2 separate regions of the Homo sapiens genome follow, and region 2 is linked to region 1. A link is an interaction called in ENCODE POLR2A ChIA-PET data of the cell type or tissue named here. Cell type or tissue: OCI-LY7. All regions are shown on one strand. Links, peaks and the distances in the headings refer to the core of each region. The heading gives the core; the rest is flanking DNA. Region 1 has its middle 53 kb from the start of LINC01091. Region 2 holds the start of LOC124900775 (a long non-coding RNA gene).

What was found. ChIA-PET counts read pairs that join two places held together with the same protein. Peaks named below come from ENCODE experiments on the same cell type or tissue, not always from the same donor. Only the 100,000 strongest peaks of a DNase experiment are listed, where the experiment ranks them.
Region 2: POLR2A ChIA-PET joins it to region 1 with 19 read pairs; 2 of 35 experiments call an interaction of 5 or more read pairs at or near these places.

Annotation. Positions count from the first base shown.
Region 1 is chr4:123,594,749-123,600,137 of GRCh38, forward strand. No RefSeq gene overlaps it. Among named protein-coding and RNA genes, the nearest start is that of LINC01091, 53 kb to the right of the region's middle. RefSeq lists an enhancer at 5,286-5,389. In OCI-LY7, for the core only: no CTCF peak of the experiment used is centred there; no DNase peak of the experiment used is centred there.
Region 2 is chr4:123,744,440-123,749,828 of GRCh38, forward strand. All of the region lies in intron 3 of LINC01091 (long intergenic non-protein coding RNA 1091), which reads left to right. It overlaps LOC124900775 (a long non-coding RNA gene), which reads right to left and starts at 1,234. Exons shown (of 3, transcript XR_007058264.1): 1 at 1,106-1,234; 2 at 880-950; 3 at 280-760. It also overlaps the pseudogene RPL21P50. RefSeq lists enhancers at 4,591-5,176, 5,177-5,389. In OCI-LY7, for the core only: CTCF peaks have their summits at 2,818 and 3,036; no DNase peak of the experiment used is centred there.

The sequences.
Region 1 (5,389 bases), core at 138-5,137:
TATTATGAACAGCAAAAAGAAATGGAGTATTTTAGATCAACTCCAAAAAATTATGGATAAAAACATATTTATCTGAGTGTCTCTAATGATTGTTTTAAATTCCTCCATGTTTGTGGCTATTTCTTTTTTATAATTGTGTTAATGTTCTTTGTCTGGACTAAGCCTGCTACTGGTTTATTTTATTAATTATTTCAATAAATCAGTTTTTGTATTAATCACTAATACTTTTTTGTATTTTAGTATAATTAACTGATTTTATTTTTCTAATTCATAGTATTTGTTCTTCCTTTTCCTTCCTTCCACTTTCTCTAATTTTGTTTTTTTCCTAATGTATTGACTTGAATATTAATTTATTTTTTTCTTTCTTATCTTAATAATGTGCTCATGATTATGAGTTTAATTCAAAGTAGTTTTTTCAGCCTGGCCCATATTTTAAAATATGTAATGCATTTCATTATTATTTTGTAGATATTTTGAAACTTTAGTTTTGATATTTTCTTTGATCCAAGTATTGATTAAAAGCAAGTTTCTTAACATTTATGTGGTTGATTTTCTTCTTCATGTCCTTCTCTTCCTTCTTGACTTCTCTTCCTTCTCCTCCTCTTCTTCATCTATAGTTTATCAATGGGGTTATAGTCAATAAAGTGTTCTATGCATTTCTAGTTTGTTGTTGTTTTGTTTTGGTTTGATTTATAGTCAAAATTTTATAAAGGTACCACGAATTCTTGTAAAGTAGGTGAATTATTTTTATTAGGATAGCAATTTCTACATATCTATTATGTTAATATTAATCAATTATAGAATTGATATCAAACATTCTTATTTTTTCTCTAATTGATTTTTCCATGGACTAAAATTATGATTTAGAGTTTTCTAATCTTATGTTGTAGTCTATTTTCCCTTGCATTCCCTATAGTCTCTGCATTATGAAATTAATATAACTTTTGTGCACCAAGAAAGTTATAATCTCATTGTGGATTATATTCTATATCATAAAGTTTATTATTTGTTTTGTTTAACACTTTTGCTTGAATTTAGCCTTGTCCAATATTAATACTGTGAACTGAATTTATGATACTATTACAAATGTAATAATTATAAATTAGATGAGTAAAGAAAATGTAGCTTCTATATTTTTTACATCACAGCTAATTTTCTTCCTAAGCCTTTACCTTGTTAGAAAGAAAGAAAACTAGCAAGGCGCAGTGGCTCACGCCTGTAATCCCAGCACTTTGGGAGGCTGAGGCAGGCAGATCATGAGGTCAAGAGATCGAGACCATCCTGGCCAACATGGTGAAACCCCATCTTTACTAAAAATACAAAAATTAGCTGGGCGTGGTGGTGTGCGCCTGTAGCCCCAGCTACTTGGGAGGCTGAGGCAGGAGAATCACTTGAATCCAGGAGGTGGAGGTTGCAGTGAGCTGAGATTGCACCACTGCACTCCAGCATGAGTGACAGAGTGAGACTCTGTCAAAAAAAAAAAAAAAAAAAGAGAGAAAGAAAGGAAGAAAGAAAAAGGAAGGAAGAAAGAAAAAGAAAGACAAACTGAAGCTTGCCAAGTAATGGTATCCATATCCTTTGGATTACTTATTCTCTTTTCGAGAGAGGTTTTTTGAATTCCTTCTCCTCTCCCTGCATCTCCTCAAGATGACATTGTAGTGTATGAGGTTGGTTAAAGTAACACGGCAGGATCTGACACCATTCTCCTGTTCCTTATTGGTCTCTGTTGTGCCGTGTCTGTTGAGGTAGAACAGATCCTATCTGGGCTTTCAGGTGTTCTGGCATGGGGTTGAGAAATACTCACATTGTGTGTTCATTATTTTTTCTGATGTCAGGTCTGTATTATTCCACCAGGTGGTCTTGCTCATTGGGGTCCAGTGCTATGGCACATATGACCTTCTGGGTCCCTTGCAAACTGCACATGGGCTATGGGGACCCACTTACTAGCCCAGGTTCATGAGCGCATCTCCTCCCCTCTGTCAGTTCATATTGCCTATTTTTTTTTTTTTCTTATCATACTGATATGGCACTAAGCAGTGAGAAGGATTTTCCCTAGCGGCTTGCAGCCTTCTGCAGACTGTGTGGAGGAAGAGGGCTACTAGCCGTGATGTTTTCAGGTTTCCTCCATACTTATTGGAAAGTTTTTATAGTCCTATCCCTTTTTATGTCCATTTTAGAACTTTTATAAGTCATTTTATGCCTTAAATTAGAGCTAAATCTAAAGCACAGTACAGTCATATGCCACATAATGACATATGAGTCAACATTGAACTGCATATGTGACAGTGGTCCTATAGGATTATAATACCATATTTTGACTGTATCTTTTCTATGTTTGGATATGTTTGGGTATACAAATAATCATCTTGTGTTACAATTGCCTGCTGTCTTCAGAACAGTGACATTCCTTACAGGTTTGCAGCCCAGGACACACAAGCGATACCAGCTTAGGTGTGTAGTAGGTTATACCATCTAGGTTTGGGTAAGCACACTTCATGATGTTTATACAACAACAAAACTGCCCAACACTGCATTTCTCAGAATGCATCCTTGTCATTACGTGACGCATGACTGCATTAAAAAGGTGCAGCATCATCTGAACATCTTTTTCCTTTAGAAAGCATATTTACCTCAATTACCTATATTGTTGATCCATCAGCACATCCTGTTGATTTTATCTTCAAAACCTATCCCAACTCCATCTACTTTTTGTCTCCACCACTCCCATCCTAATATAAGCTACCTCCTCTTTTTGTTTGTTTTGTTTTGGTTGGATTACTGCAAGAGCCTCCAAGTTTATCTCCTTGATTCCGATCTACATAGCAGCCAGAGTGATTATTTGAAAATATAAATGAGATCATGTAAATTTGCAAGACTCAACAAAGGTAACTCCTTATACTTGAAATACGTTTAAATTCTCTCTCAGGTTCTAGGTGTCTATATTTTCTAGCCAATGCCTACCTCTCTGGCATCATTTCCTATCCTTCTCTGCCTTGCTGACTACACTCCAGCCAAACCACACTGACATTCTTTCTGCTGTGGAACAAGACAAGCTCCTTCCTGCCTTAAGGCTTTTGGGTAGTTTTCTCTGTCTATGGAATGCTCTTTCTCCATGACTTCTTAAGGCTGGCTTTTTCCTGGTTTTACCTTCAATCATCATATCCTTTGAGAGGCCTTCTCTGACCATCCAATCTAAAGTAGTCTTTCAGTCACACTTTATCACAGTACCCTTTCCTATATCAATCACAGCACATATTATTACCTGATTAATTTTATTGATATATTCATTAATTTGCCTCAAGCAGTGATACATAAGCTGTATGAGAGTAAGAACATGCCAGCCAGTTATCACCAATATTAATAACAGCAAAATAATACAGTATTAACTATGATTCCTCAGTCTGACTCTGTTCTAAGCCCTTTCCATGTATTAGGATCTCTAATCTTCACTGAAATCTCATGAGGTTGTTATTATCATCCTTATTTTTATAGATAAAGAACTGAGGCATAGAGAATTTCAGTGACTTAGCCATAGTCACAAAGCTATTAAATGTTAAAGTTGGGATTTGAACACAGGTGAAGTGGCTTCAGACACCACAGTGCTATGTGTTAGTTACAGAAGTTACAGATCTGAAAGAGAGGAGTAATACTCCTTTCAAATACTCAACAGTTGGGAAGACAGGCAAGTGAAAGGAAAATCACAACAAAACCTAAGTTACATATTACAGGCATCGGAGGAGGGCCACTGCTGGGTCATCTGCATTTGCTTATATAGGAGTAGAAATTGTAGAAATGTGGAAGTAGCAAATGAAACATTTTCCAGTTTAAAGTATATTGAGTAACTGAAGTCTGTAAGACTGAATTCTTTTTCTGAAATCATTTTGATATTGATTTCCCATTCATTTGCCCTGGCAAAGAGAGAGATTATTTCATGAATGAAAGGTGATGTGAGGAGACTGAAAGAAGGTGAACCCAACCATCAGGAGAAAACCATTCTTTGCCTACTTTGAATAAATCGTTTTGAAATAATGAGACATAATTAATGTCAGTGCTTTGGATTATATGAACGTTTGCAAAGATATCCAGTGCAATTCTAATGGCCAGAAATGGCAGTCTGATTACAGTTATGCCAAATAGCCATTCCATGCCTTACAGAATGTAGCAGTAAAATGAAATTAACTGTTGGCATCAAGTAGTAAGACTATGATTACAACCAATAGTGGCCAGTCTTTATTTAGTGCCATGAGCTAGTTCTGAGGGCCTTGTAGGAATTAGCTCACTTGATCCTCACAGCAAACCTGTTGAGATAGGTATTATTATGGAGCCCCATTTTACTGTGGAGGAAATTGAAGCCCAGAAAGGTTAAGCAACTGGCCTAAAATTACACAGCAATAAAGTGGCAGAGCTGGAATTTAAACCCAACCGTACGATTGTGTAAATAAAGCAAACACATAATAACCACTATTCAGTGACTATGTTTGCCTGGTGCTGTGTTAGTCACTTTCATGTAAAGGTGATGTGAGGAGACTGAAAGAAGGTGAACCTTTTCATGTATTGTCTCATTTACTCCTAAAACCCTGCTTGGTGGGTGTTAAACTCATGTTACAGATAAAGAAACCTAGACACAGATAGGATTAGGAAATTTTCCCAAGGTTATGTAAAACCAGGCCTGTCTGACTCCAAAGTCTATAGAAACTAGTAATTCATTAAACTCTTTCTAGTAGCAAGTGGGATACTGTTCTTCCTTCTCAGTAATTATGTTTACCACTTCAAGTTCTTTCCCTCTGGTACTTTTCTTTCATTCTTTGTGTTTTTATGATACACAGCTCAATAAAGCATAATATACAACCTGCTAACATTTTCAGAGCCCAGATGTGTGCTGGGCATTGTGCTAAATTGTTTTCTATTAATTACCTCATTTAATCCTTCCAGCAACCATACATCATAGGTACTATTATTAGCACCTTTTTATATATGAGGCAACTGAAGTTGAGAAAGACGTTTTTGGCAGAGGTTTGATGAAGAGTCTGGTGATGCAATTTTTCTGGAGAGAACATGCAGCATTTCAAAGCCTCATTGCCTTCCTCTGTACTGAGAATAAATGAACCCAGATTCAGAAGTTTTAACATTTTTGAACATTAAAAAATATTCAATATTATTTTAGAATGCTTTTTTTTTGGGAATCAGGGTGGCTTGGAGTTGTATTCTTTGTGGTGTATTTCTTGAAAAGATCCATTGGCTAATCTGGCTAATTCAGGACACTTCCTCTTCCTCTCCTCTTTCTGTGGCTCTCTCTTCTGTTCTCAGGGCAGCCACCATTAGCATGTGTCTACTGAAGGAACAAGTGTGGTGGGGAACAGGGTGTTGGGTCTCTGGGAAACTTATTTGC
Region 2 (5,389 bases), core at 244-5,243, 150 kb after region 1:
GAAAAAGTAATCTTGGTGCTGAAATTATTTAAAAATTCACTGGAGGAAATGAATATTTGCTACCATTGAAAAGTGTCCATTTTATATAACCTAGGAAAAAGCAGACTATAAAACTAAAAGAACAAAACAAGTCCTGTAAAAATAAAGTAAGAAAAAGCCAAAGCAAAATAAAGACCAACCCAAAAAACCAAAAAGGCTGAATATATTTACAAGATTTTGTGTGTGTGGGTGTAAGCTTAAAAACTAAAACAAAATAGACACCAAGACGTGAACTGTTTGTTCTGCTCCATTTGGCTAAGTTCTTAAAGGTTACAGGAAGATAGTGTACTTATTGCTTAAGATGATGATAATTTATATTAAAAAATAAATACAGGCATGTGAGCAGGAAGGGGAAATTGCTTCATTAATTACCTGGTTATCTTATCAGGCCTCTATTTTTTTTGTTTTCTGGAATGCAGAGCAGGCTTCATGAGGAGTACTGAATTGCTTTGGCAGCAGCTAGCCAAGCTGAGTGATTTGCAACACTCTTTGTTCACTCTGCATTTATGTTTCATAATGTGAGCGTCTGCCTGGGTGTGTTGGTGCCACTCCGTGTACATCCCTTCTCTCAGCCAGAGGTCCAAGGAGGGGCCAAACTGTCTCCCTCTGAACTTTCAGTTAGCAAACAGCACACAGTCGATGTTGCCCGATCCTCTGTGGTCAGCGCAGTTCCTGATTCTAACCCCCCACTCCATAAGGCAAGCTCTAGAAACCAGGGTTCCTGAAAAGGAACAAGAAAAAGGTGATACCAGGTGAAACCATCAAAAGTTGTTTGCGGTAACATTAGCCCTATGGGTTCAAGCGCCCTTCTTTCAGTTTATGCAGTCACGCAGTGGTTACCTCTTGCTGGGTGACTTTATTCTTTTATCCTTTGTAGAAATGTTGTAATTCTGGCAAAAAGCCCACAGAATCTATGTTTAAAAAGAGAAACAAATAATGCTAAAATGCAATGTAGTGTATGTAATTAAAAATATCTTTCCTTGAACTTGGACAAAATAAATTATTGTGTAAAAATTATTTATTTTCCTAATTTAACTGCAGATTTGAACCTTAATCTTATTATTACTTTTTTTCCCTGGAATCTCTATGTTCAAAACCACTTCTTGATCTTCCAAAGCTGTGATATTTGTGAACTCAATTTGCACAATCTCTAAACGATGCTACTGGTAGCCCAAATTAATATGATAAATTACAGTTATTTCCATGCATTGTAAATCTTCTCTTGATTTTTTTCAGTCCAGAGGTCTTTTTTTTTTAATACCTATTATGACATAAGGAAGAGGTTCCAGCACCCCAGGGTCCTTCCCATTGGTTCTCACACGGTGTGCTTCTCTGGGTGGAGCACACTGGCGCTTCAGTTGAACCCAGGTAGTTTTCTCTTTGGCTTCCTTCTCTTTCTGATTATTTTCCTTCACGTGTTTCAGGAAACTATCTTGGCTCCTAGAGTGCTTAATGTGCTCAGTACGCACTTTAATTCTCTTGGCAAGAATCTTGCCCTTCATTGTTTGTTCACAACAATGCCAACAGCATTCTGGGTAACATTCTAGACTCTTCCAGTTTTGCTATGGCAACATTTGTGGGACATTCCTTTTCGAACAGTACCCATTCCCTGGATGTCAACAGTATCACCTTTTTTTTTTTTTTTAACTGTTTCTCATGCATGTAGCCAAAGGAACAACTCCATGTTTCCTAAAAGGTCAAAAGAATGTATATGGGGTGCCTCCCCTCTTCCCCTTTGTGTTTCCCATTTTGATGGATCACTGGAAGATGGCAGTTCTAGCTAAAGGAAGACTGTCTCTTGATTTTAAAGGATGAGGCTTTATAATATCTAGGCAAATGGCCAGAGTGGAAAATAATCTGTACATCACAATAATAATGATAAACATAATAATAAAAATAGTAACAATAATATGAAAGTACTCCACATTTTGTGTTTTTTGAAAAGAAAATATAGGGGAGGAAGTATATGTTTCCTCCTCTTCCCCCTTATATAATTTTCATAAAAACACATATCTCAAATGTGATCCAGACACAGCCAATCTGTGCCAATATGTCAATACAAAATGACAATTGCAATCAGATATCCCCCACAGGCATTACATAGGATTACCTGCATTTCCTAAGATAACTGTGTTTTAGAAAATTGACACAAAACTGACATAAGACAATCCTGGTAAGTAGGATTGGTGATCCATTTAATAGAAATCTACAGTGGAGGAATGGTTTACACTGGATGGCTTCTTGATGTTGCTGACCGTTTAAGTGGGAGAGATTGCCAGCTAAGAGTAAATATTATACATATATATATTTCTTCTTCTTTTTTTAATAATAGAGACAGGGTCTCACTATGTTGCCCAGGCTGGTTTTGAACTCCCGAGCTTAAGCAATCCGCCTGCCTTGGCCTCCCAAAGTGCTGGGATTACAGGTGTGGGCTACCATGCCCAGCCTTAAATGTTATATATTTTTAAGTAACATTTTATATGGTTTTATATACATTACTCCTTTTTAGTCACATATAAACCCTGTGAGACAGATGGGGCAGAAATTACATATTTTTACACAATAGGTTAGGCGATCTGATTACAATCAGTACTGGTATGTGTAACCTAGAGCTAGGATTAGGACTAGGCTCTCAGACTTTCATCAGCACATCACACTGCCAGGCTTCTTTCGGCTGAGCTGGTGGGGCTCCTCTGCTTCCTCCTTTCCTTGCGCTCAATCGCTGTGCTCTCATCAGCAGCTAGGAGCAGCAGTGCATTCTTTTCTTCCCTCTCGAACAGTCCCACGTTTAGTAGGAATTAATAAGAAGCTCCCCTCCATAAAAAAGTTAGAAATCCATTTCTTTTCCAAGACCCTTCTACTTCAGTTAAAGAAACTGAGATCTAGACGCAGAAGGAGGCCTGGGCTACAGACTCAGTGCTCTTTCTGCTCTATCACATTAGCTGACATCAGTGTCGCTATAAGAAACAAAAAGAATCTATTTAAAAACACAACTGATTACAGCTATTTCTGCCCCTAGAGGAGGAAAGCTCCTATGGCTGGAGATGATGGCTTTTTATTTAGAAAGTTTCCTTGTTATTGCCTTTAAATAAAAAAGGTTAGGCTTCCATTCCCTCCTCCCCTGCATATGGTGGTGCTGGAAGGTCTGAGCAGCAGGACAGCAGGCAAAGGGTTTCTAGAGACGTGCCAGCCAATGAGAAAGCCATGTGGGCTGGGGTGGTAGAGTACTTTTAAGAAGTGTCAAAATGAATATTAATGTAAAGGGCTCTGATGCCACCTCCCTTGCTGAAAAAACTTCAGTATAATCTGCTAAATAGATACTCCAATGCCTTCCTTGAGTGTTCTTTGTAGGGTAGAGGAAAGAGGGGACACAGGTACATCAGAGTCCTCATTGGAAGAGTGAAAATAGCAGCTGCTTGAGGCTAAAGTCTAGATTTCAGTGGGTACAGAAAACTTGATGTAGACTGTAGGGCATATACCACACAGATTTGCAGAGATTTTCAGAAGAGCAACAGCCTTCTTATTAGATGTGCATTTGCTGATTTGATGGAAATCTCAAGGTCACTGTAACTTCAGTTGACTTCTCCCTTACACAAAGAAGAGGCTAAAAGCCGTTATTGATTGCTCTCAAGAAATCAGAGAAGAGGCCATGGCCACTCAAATATCCTAAAAAGGCTTTTGGATTTATGGAACTGTGGAAACTAACAGTCTTTAAATATCAACTGGTCCAACCTTTGTCTACTTCCTTCTCCTTCTCATCCTTTTTGCAATAAAGGAATCAAAGACTTAGATTCAATATCCAATGTATACCAGGCCGTTGAGTAATCACAGATGCAAGACTAGAATCTGACTGTGGATTCAGAGTCAGAAGCCCTGGGTTCTGCTCCCTGCTGCATTTTCTTATTTTCTGTACCTTCTTGAACCTCAGGTCCCTCTCTGTAAAAAGAGGTAAGTAAAATCACATCTCACAGGGTTTTTGGAGGACCCTATGAGTTAATGTGGGATTTGAAAACTGTAGGAATGTTAAAACATTTTATTGTTATTATTTATGAGGTTATTTGGGTGCCAACAATTATACGAAGAGGATTATTTTGGCTTTCCTGAAATAGCAGCAGTGCTATAGTTGAAGTGACTTCACTGTTCTGCATGTCTGTGTGTGCACATGTGCAGATCCAGGCCAGGGCTAGGCAGTGAAGTTTATAGATTGTCTTTTGGGATAACGAGCTTTTGGGCTCTTGGTAGGCCTTCTAAATAATACATTGTTTTTCTTCTTTCTTTTCTTTTCACAGGAATTAGAATAATAGCTAAAATTTCTCACTTGTTTCTTAAGGAAGTTAGGAATACATCTTAATAAATCAAGAAGTTCAAACACATCATCCATAGCAACTTGAAGTAGACTCCTATTCTGTTTAACCATGCCTTTTGAGAGTCAAAATCCAGGGATGCTCCCTACAGCCAGTCTTGAAGAACAGAAGGGGAACTACATGCCACCAGGCTATGGGAGCTGTTTCAGCAGCAGATCATTACCTAATCTCTTCCTGTCTCCCCGGTAGAGCTGAACAGAGCCTGTGAGAGAAAATTCCGGATGTTAAGGGAAGGAGAAAGAGGTATAGGTGTAGGGACTAAAAGTTGATGTGGTATCATTCCTATGAAAAAAATAATCAGATTCATTTTTATATTTCCTAAGCACGCTTATATTTGGTGAAAAAAAAAGAGCATGTTAGAGACATTATTTATGATGGTCATGCCTCAAATCTTGTCTTTACTTACAGTTTCCATTTCCAAAACTCTCTTAAAGCTTCTAGTCTTTTTAAGCCTGAGTATTTTAATAGAAGTAAAGTCTCTCCTGTCAGAGTGCTATTCCCTAGACATGTTTGCCTCCAGGGTCTGAAAAGAAAGGAGTCCATTTTACACCCTGAAGCAGAGTGTACCCCTCTGTTCTCTTCAGACAGTGTGGGGAAGGATGTACCCCTTTAATCTCAAGAGGCAAGAAAATATCGAAACAGATGACTTTGGCAGGTTTGCTGAAGGCTGGCGGCAGGTTGGCCGGGCCGCAATCAGTGGCCTCCAGAGTTCAGCGTGACAGGAAGCAGGGGCTGCTGCTCTGCCTGGTCATTAGTGAGGAGCAAGAGAGCCTGATGATTAGTCCTTGCAGCACTGGAGAATGTTCCCATATCTGGCCCAGGGGACAGAGAGGTCCCAAAACATCCCAGACATTTGGTCGTCAGCGCTTTCATTCTCTCATCACTCAGGAAGTTAGAGAGAAGATAAAAACAAATTAAAGAATTTTTTTTAAAGCACTCAAGTTTTTCTTAACATTTTCCATTTCCTTTTACAACACAAGTTTTAA